Regions from separate parts of the Homo sapiens genome. Here region 1 is linked to region 2. A link is an interaction called in ENCODE POLR2A ChIA-PET data of the cell type or tissue named here. Cell type or tissue: Panc1. All regions are shown on one strand. Links, peaks and the distances in the headings refer to the core of each region. The heading gives the core; the rest is flanking DNA.

Region 1 (4,390 bases), core at 164-4,163, 120 kb after region 2:
GCAGTGGCACAATCTTGGCTCACTGCAACCTCCACCCCCTGCAGGGTTCAAGCGATTCTCCTGCCTCCTGAGTAGCTGGGATTACAGGCATGCGCCAACATGCCCGACTGATTTTTGTATTTTGCATGGAGACGGGGTTTCACCGTGTTGGCCAGGCTGATTTTGAACTCCTGTCCTCAAGCGATCACCCACCTCGGCCTCCCAAAGTGCTGGGATTATAGGCGTGAGCCACTGCGCCCAGCCAGTGGAGTCATTTAAATGAAAAATTCAGAACAGCTTCAGGTCCAGATCAGTCAGGGTGCTCCACCAAAATAACACCAGAAAACTTTCTCCTCTGCTAAATGGTCGCGTAGGTGTTTCTAGTTACAATGATGACCCTTGTCTTAGTGTTTATGCCACTTGATGTTCCTTTGTTTCCTATAAATATTCAAAACCATAGACTGTCAAAATGGAAAGAGAATTATGTCAGAGATGTGTGGGTGCAGCCAGGCACAGTGGTTCACCCTATAATCCCAGCACTTTGAGAAACTGAGGTGGGAGGATCATTTGAGCCCAGGAGTTTAAGACCAGCCTGGGCAACATAATGAGACCTTATCTCTACAAAAAAGTCAAAAAAGGAGCTGGGTGTCATGGCACGCACCTGCAGTCCCAGCTACTTAGGAAGCTGAGGTGGGAGGATTGCTTGAGCCTGGGAAGTCAAGGCTGCAGTGAGCTGTGGTCATGTCACTGCACTGCAGCCTGGGTGACACAGCAAGACCCTGTCTGATTTTGAACTTCTGTCCTCAAGTGATCCACCCACGTCATCACTAAAACAATTAAATTAAATTAAAAATAACAGAGATGAGTAGGTGGAATACAGGGAATTTTTAGATGAAACAATTCTTTATGACACTGTAATTGTTGATACATAACATTCTACATTCGTCCAAACCCATCGAATATACAATGCTGAGGCTGAACCCCATTGTAAACTATAGACTTTAGTTAATAATAAGGTAGCAATATTGGTTCCTCAGTTAAAACAAAGGTAATTTGGGAAGCTATGGGGCTAGAGGAAGAGTACATTGGAACCATCAGTACTATCTGCTCAATTTTCTGTAAACCTGAAACTTCTCTAAAAAATATAAAGCCTATTTTATTTTATTTTATTTTATTTTTGAGATGGAGTCTCACTCTGTTGCCCAGGCTGGAGTGCAGTGACACAATCTTGGCTCCTAGTAACCTCTGCCTCCTGGCTTCAAGCGATTCTCCTGCCTCAGCCTCCTGAGTAGCTGGGATTACAGGCATTCATCAACACATGCCCAGCTAATTTTTTTTTTTTTTTTTTTTTTTTTGAGATTGAGTCTCACTCTCTCACCCAGGCTGGAGTGCGGTGGCACGATCTTGGCTCGCTGCAACTTCTGCCTCCCAGGTTCAAGCAATTCTCCTGCCTCAGCCTCCCGAGTAGCTGGGATTATAGGCATGTGCCACCATGCCTGGCTAATTTTTATATTTTTAGTAGAGACGGGGTTTCACCATGTTGCCCAAGCTGATCTTGAACTCCTGACCTCAGGTGATCTGCACACCTCAGCCTCCCAAAGTGCTGGTATTACAGGCGTGAACCACCATGCCCGACTTACACAGGGTATTTATTTTTTATTTTTATTTTTTGAGACAGGGTCTTTCTCTGTCACCCAGGCTGAAGTGCAGTGGCACAATCTCGGCTCACTGCAGCCTCCTTCTGGGTTCAAGAGATTCTCCTGTTTTTTTTTTTTTTTTTTTTTAGCCTCTTGAATAGCTGGGATTATATGCACATGCCACAACACCAAGCTAATTTTTGTATTTTTGGTAGAAATGGAGTTTTGACATGTTGGCCAGGCTGATCTTGAACTCCTGACCTCAGGTAATCCATCCGCCTCAGCCCCCAAAGTACTAGAATTACAGGCATGAGCCACCATGCCCAGCCTATAATGGCTATTATAAAGAGAGAATTCTTATCTCTACCATGCAGGAATCCCTTCCTCTTATCTCATTTCAGTCAGGTTGCTATGAAATGGGAAGGTTTTAGAGATAAAAGGTTCTTTAATTTTATCTTATCCAAACTCTTCAGTTCATAAATAAACTGAAGCCCAGAGAAAGGAAGTGACTTGCTGAAAGTCACACAGCCATTTAGTTTTCAAAGCCAAGAATTTTTTTTGAGACAAAGTCTTGCCCTGTCACCCAGGCTGGAGTGCAGTGGTGCGATCCTGGCTCACTGCAAACTCTGCGTCCTGAGCACAAGCGATTCTCCTGCCTCAGCCTCTTGAGTAGCTGGGATTACAGGCGCATGCCACCATGCCTGGTTAAGTTTTGTTTTTTTGGAGAGACGGGGTTTCACCATGTTGGCCAGGCTGGTCTCAAACTCCTGACCCCCTGACCTCAGGTGATCCACCCACCTCAGCCTCCAAAAGTGCTGGGATTACAGGCGTGAATCATTGCACCCAACCTGAGAACTCTTTAATTCAAGACACGGCTTTTCTTCCAGCAGTGTGGTCTTTTTATTTCCTGCACAGGACTCTTCACACCACTCTACTTTGCACTGAGTATCTGTTTTCCACCTATGGAATTCTCATATGATTGGTTGTTCTTAAAATGGGGGTGACTAGCTCAATTTTTAAATAATGAAGAAGAGGCGGGGCCTCGTGACTCATGCCTGGGATCACTTGAGCCCAGGGGTTTGAGGTTGCAGTAAGCTGTGATTATACCACTGCACTCAAGCCTGGGCAACAGAGCAAGATCCTGTTTCTGAAAAGCAAAATAAAATAAATAAAAATAAAATAATGGGCCGGGCACAGTTTCTCATGCCTGTAATCCCAGCACTTTGGGAGGCCAAGGTGGGCAGATCACTTGAGGCCAGGAGTTCAAGACCAGCCTGACTAACATGTCTCTACTAAAAATACAAAAATTATCTGGGACTGGTGGTGTGTGTCTCATAATCCTAGCTACTTGGGAGGCTGAGGCATGTGAATCACTTGAACCCGGGAGGTGGAGGTTGCAGTGAGCTGAGATCGCACCACTGCACTCCAGTCTGGGTGAGTGAGACTCTGTCTCAAAATAAAAAAGAAAGAAAGAATGATGAATGTTCCTTCTAAAGAGAATGTCCTAATTGAGTCTTGCTTCCCTTTTCCTGAAGGCCAAAACTCTTCCTTTAAAAGATGGAACTGACATTCTGCTCCTTGCAGATTTTGGGGAGCACCTGTAGTGACATCCACAGCTAATGAAAAACTCTGGCTCTCTAATCGACTTGGCCCAAAGCAGAAATGTCCTGTAGATAAGGCTCAGGTGCTGTCAGTTTCAGATGCTACTAGGTTGGTAATCAGGCCAGTGAGAACCTATGCAATGTGTCACATTTATTTCATTCTTTGGAGCCAAAACAATGATCACCTTAGACAAATGCAAAGGTAATAATAAAACAAATGCCTGAGAGATGAGATTTCAGGTACCCCAGGCTGGCTCACTCATTTAAAATGATTTTAGTAATTTAAGTAGAAATGGTTACTGTCCTTAAGAAGATTATGACTTAGCTGGGTGTGGTGGCTCACACCTGTAATCCCAGCACTTTGGGAGGCCGAGGTGGGTGGATCACGAGGTCAGGAGATTGAGACCATCCTGGCTGACACGGTGAAACCCTGTCTCTACTAAAAACACAAAAAATTAGCTGGGTGTGGTGGCACGCGCCTGTAATCCCAGCTACTTGGGAGGCTGAGGCAGGAGAATCGCTTGAATCTGGGAGGTGGAGGTTGCAGCGAGCCAAGATCGTGCCACTGCACTCCAGCCTGGGTGACAGAGCGAGACTCTGTCGCTAAATAAATAAATAAATAAAGATTATGACTTAAACTCGCATCTCTAACTGTAACATATCCCTTCTCTGTGCCTCAGCTTTTCACTAAGTAAAACTAGAATGGTCTTGGAGTCATTCAGCTGTGATGCCACAGAATTCTACCTTTCTTACATAACAGACACAAAGCAAATACATGAGTCAATCTTATCTCTCACCCTTGTCCTTCCCCATCTACATTCCCAGGGCTCTGGGATTCCTGACCCTATAAAGGATGCATCAATGGGTCCGTGTGTCTCAGCACATGATCCTCAGTTCCCATTCCTGTAACTTAAATCTAGGCAAAGTTCAAAGGGAATAGCCACCCACATGACTTTGTACACTATTCCAGCGACTTCAGCAGAAAATACTTCCTCAGCTAAAACATCAGATAAGGGTGGTAACCTTACCCATATTTTACAGATGAGAAACTAAGCCCCTGAATTGTTGATCATATGTCCTAAGTCACTATGTTCCAGAAATAATGACTAGGATTTAGAGAATATTAACGCTGTGCTAGGCTGTTTTTTTTTTGTTGTTGTTGTTTGTTTGTTT
Region 2 (4,328 bases), core at 1-4,000:
GCTTTTCATGTGCTTTGTATTCAATCAGAATAAGCTTAGTCAACCTGGCAGGTAAATATTGGTTCAATTTTTGTTTAACCCTTGCCAGGGGTTCATGATCATCCTCTACCTCTTTCCAGAGTTAAGTAAAAAGCATATTTTCCCCTGCCTGCTTTCATCGTGGTCCTTGGAACTTGACAGAAAACCAAGGTATGACACCGTGGGCAGCAGTGTCTGGGGAGCCTGCTGGAGGGAGAGGCACATTGAGAAAAGATTTACTGGATTATTATGCAATACTAATTGATGCTAGGATAGCACCTCTTTGCCAAAGCAGTCTAGCTTTTTCAAATCTAGCAAGGTCTAATGGATTTGCCATATCCTGTCTTATTCCTGCTGGAGGCAACATTCCATAATTATTTTCTACATCCTTCCTGGACTTCCTCTCCGGTATGTTTGTGCGTGAATGCATATTGGGTGTTCCTTCGACAAGTGCTCTTATTTAAAAAAAAAAAAAAAAAATTCCATGGGAAAGGTGGGAAATGACCCTGTCGTGTATTTTTGCCTCTCTCCTTTGCCTTGATTTGCAACATTCCTGTGGGATACTCCCTGTCAGAGGTGTCCTGATGTTTCCTGATGGCCAGCGCCTGACTCAACACGCTCCGGCTCCCAAAGCATCCCAGTCTGCCAGGACTCCCTGGTTGTCTGGAGTACAGCAGGGAAGCTGCCCCTAGGGATTTCTTAGCCAGGCAGAGGCTCCACCTGACCATGAAGACTGTTTGCTTCACATGTCACCTTCCCTGTCTCCTGATGGGCCAGCAGGTGAAAGTGAGCATTGTCTGCTTGTGCTGGATGCATATGGAATGCACGTAACTGTCCCCAGGCCACAGGCTGTTGTGCAAGGAGCCGGGACCAGGAGGTGGAAGCCTGGCATCAATAGCTGGTGGTCTATCACCTCCCTCTCCACGCCTGCTTTTGACTAGATAAAATAAGAATTCCGAGCCCTTCTCACAAGTCCCAGAGCAGGCAGATGGCAAATTCTGTAAGCCACTCTTTCTCCCAGCCCAACGCCTGGGCTTCCAGGTCTCATGCCTGTGAAACACCTCAATTGCTCCATGAGTTGCCAGACCTCTCTAGCTAGACTTTTTTGGAAAAAACCCAACAAATCAAACTTACCCTGGTGATATAGCCGGGGGTTGAAAAATCAAGACCAAACTCTTTTTGCATAACCCTCTCTTTTTCCCAGGCCACTGCAGGAGGAGTAGCTTTGGGGAAAGGAGGAAGTGGTTGGAGCAACCTGAACTAAAAAAAAAGATTTGAGGGTTCCACACACAGTCAACCCAGAATCCCGCTATGGGAACCTGCCCCTGTCAAACAGCGCCTCAAGTTGCAGCTGTCCCTCCACTTCATTTTTTGCTTCCAGCTCGCCCTTAACCTCTCTTCTAGCCCAGTTCTAGCGGCATCCAAATGCGCTCAGAGGGAGGTGCGGGGGAGGGGCGCGCACCCCAGCCTAATGCCCACTGCGGACAAAGAGGACTTCTGTTTAAAAAGCGGGGTGTGTGAGTGTCAGGGGGCGAAGCGCTGGCTCCGGGGCCAAGGAGAGGTGGCAGGAGGCAGGGGAGCGGAGGCTGGGCATCTGGCCGCCTTCAGACAGGGCGTGATCCGCCGGGCCTGCCGGGATGGTCTCACCCAGCGCTGACCTGCCCCGCCTGTTGACACAACGTCACGTTTCCGACTGCAGCCCTTTCATGTGCGGCCCGCGGCTAAAAGCGGCTGCCGGTTCCTGGAAGCAGACGTGCCTGGCACCGCGTCAGCAGAAACCTGATCCCCGGGGAAGCTCGGCAAGGCCTTGGGATCGCTCGGCCCCCAGAACTAGGGCCTGGCAGCGGGCACGGGACGCCCCCCCTCCCTCGCGCCCAGCAGGAGGGAATTCGAGCGCTCCCCGTCGGCGGTGGGGAGGGAGGACTGGGTGGGGTAGGGAGCTGGATTTAGGCAGAGCACGGGGACCAGGGCTTAATTGACTAGAAGCTAGAAGCTTCCCACGGGTCATCGCTCACTAATGCACGTCAAACAACCTAGAAGTATCATTATGGGTACTATTACAATTCACATTTTGTAGATAAATAAAAGCAGGCTCAGAGAGGAGAGGTAACTAGCCCGAGGTCACACAGCTTCTGAGGGGGCTAAACCTTTTGTAGGATGGTGGATCTGTTGGTTTGTGGGTCCCTTAATTGGATCCAAGGAGAAGGCTTTCACAGAGCCGAGTTGTTAATGACTATAATAGTACAAATATGGATATTTATTACTAAGAATAATTACAGCAAATGTGTTTGTGGCATTTACTATTTGCCAGGCACTCTGCAAAGTGCTCTACATACAATAACTTCTTTATCACTGCAAGGCCATGAAGTAGGTAAATTAGTATACAGTTAATGAACTGTAGGCACAGAGAGGTTAAGTAATTTGCTCAAAGTCACACAGCTCCATTGATGACTTGTAAGTTAAACCTAGGAAATTTGGCTGCAAAGTTTATGTGCTTAACTATAAAACCACACTGCCCTTCTAGTTAAGTTAATAATAGTAAAAGTAGTAATAATTACAATTATTACTATCCTGTTTTGAGTACTTTCTTTGTGCCAGGTATCAACCACGTCATGTGAATCGCCTCTACTTATAGCAACTGTGAAGGGTAGATATTAATATGCCCCTTTTTTAAGTAAAAAAAATTTTAAACATGCTCATTTTACAAATGAGGAAACTGGAGTTCAAAGAGGGGAAATGCCTTATCTGAGGTGACACGACACCTAAGGGACAAAGCCATCCTTTTTTCTGGTATGGAACTGCTTCTACGCTGAGCTCCTGTCATGTTGGGCTTTGATACACATTATCTCATTTAATCCTCCAAATAGCCCTGCGGAATAGGTACTATGATGCTCAGCCTGTGGCTGAGATAACCAACCTCAGAATAAAGTTATTTGCCCAAGTCTTTATTTGTTCCTTACCGATGTCCCCACACACCATCTCACAGCGAAGAATGGGCCCATCCTCTGGTTAGAGAAACTAACCCAGCATGACTATCAAGGACTATGGGGGGGGCGGTGGGGGGGCACCCTATAGGTTGACTGTGCGAAGAACCAGAATCTGGGCTTGAAGCAACTATACCAAAGTATTGTGGGCCAGGCACGGTGGCTCATGCCTGTAATCCCAGCACTTTGGGAGGCCTAGGTGGGAGGATCACTTGAGGCTGGGAGTTTGAGACCAGCCTGGGCAACATGGCGAAATCCCATCTCTACAAAAAATACAAAAATTAGCCAGGCGTGGTGGTGCATGCCTGTGGTCCCAGCTACTTGGGAGGCTGAGGTGGGAGGATCACTTGAGCCCAGGAGGCAGAGTTGCAGTGAGCATGATTGCGCCACTGCACTCCAGCCAGGTGACAGAGAGAGACCCTGTTTAAAAAAAAAAAAAAAGTATTCTGCGGGGAAGGGGAGAGATTCCTTTTCTTATGTCTCTCCTAAGATTAGGAAAGGTGTAGGCCTAGGGGACTAGCGAGGTATGAACCCCCTGGGGCAGGGCAGTTCTGCTGGAGGGAGGGAGAGAAGGAGGGAGGCAGAGACTGAGTTCCAAGCTCTCTCTCTGGAAGGGAGCCTCTGCAGGCTCAGAGACCAGGCCACCGCAGCTCCTGTCCCTCTCAGATTTCTTCGGCCCACCCACACCCTAGCCTGTCTCTCCCCTTTGGCCACCACCCCAGTACTTGGTTTGTGAGGGGTATATAAGAGGCTGCCTCGCTTTGTGGAACAGGGCCAGGATCTCAGGTTAGAGAGGAGACAGCATGTGTTGAGTTCCCACATGGTTTCATATGAAGACTGTGTGTTAACGGGATCGGCATGTTCTCCTGAGACCCAGCATTCCCTGAGGTGTCTGCCACGTGGCGTGGAGGGAGGGAAGGCTCCAGGTTTCTCACCCTTCATCAGCAGGAACAGCTTCCTTTTCGTGTCTTACCACTGTAATCGTTTGTTTGAACAAGAGTTTTATTGCTGAAAAGACATCACAAACAAGTTTTGAAGGCCACCAATGACAGCCCCTTCCTCAAGCACTGCCTTCACCTCACTGGCCTCTTTCCCTAGGATCCAGAGGGAGGCTGAGGCCATTCAAAGCCACCCCAACACACACCCCACCCAGCACCACCCCCTGTTTATCCCCAGCCATCTGTTTGGCCCGACAACCACAGCAGAACATGAGCCGGGTGAAGCCTCTCCCATTGGCCATGGAAGCCACTGACATGCTCGTCTCGCGGCTGGGCCATCCAGTCTTGTGATGTGGCTGGATTTGGGCCCAGAAGGTTTCTTCCACTA

Evidence for each region. Peaks named below come from ENCODE experiments on the same cell type or tissue, not always from the same donor. Only the 100,000 strongest peaks of a DNase experiment are listed, where the experiment ranks them.
Region 1: POLR2A ChIA-PET joins it to region 2 with 7 read pairs; 3 of 35 experiments call an interaction of 5 or more read pairs at or near these places.

What each region holds. Positions count from the first base shown.
Region 1 is chr3:5,106,486-5,110,875 of GRCh38, forward strand. No RefSeq gene overlaps it. Among named protein-coding and RNA genes, the nearest start is that of ARL8B, 14 kb to the right of the region's middle. In Panc1, for the core only: no CTCF peak of the experiment used is centred there; no DNase peak of the experiment used is centred there.
Region 2 is chr3:4,985,292-4,989,619 of GRCh38, forward strand. BHLHE40 (basic helix-loop-helix family member e40) reads left to right here. Exons shown (of 5, transcript NM_003670.3): 5 at 1-32. Among named protein-coding and RNA genes, the nearest start is that of BHLHE40-AS1, 7.5 kb to the left of the region's middle. RefSeq lists enhancers at 397-1,294, 1,295-2,192, 3,810-4,310. In Panc1, for the core only: no CTCF peak of the experiment used is centred there; no DNase peak of the experiment used is centred there; H3K4me3 peaks cover 2,302 bases; H3K27ac peaks cover 3,350 bases.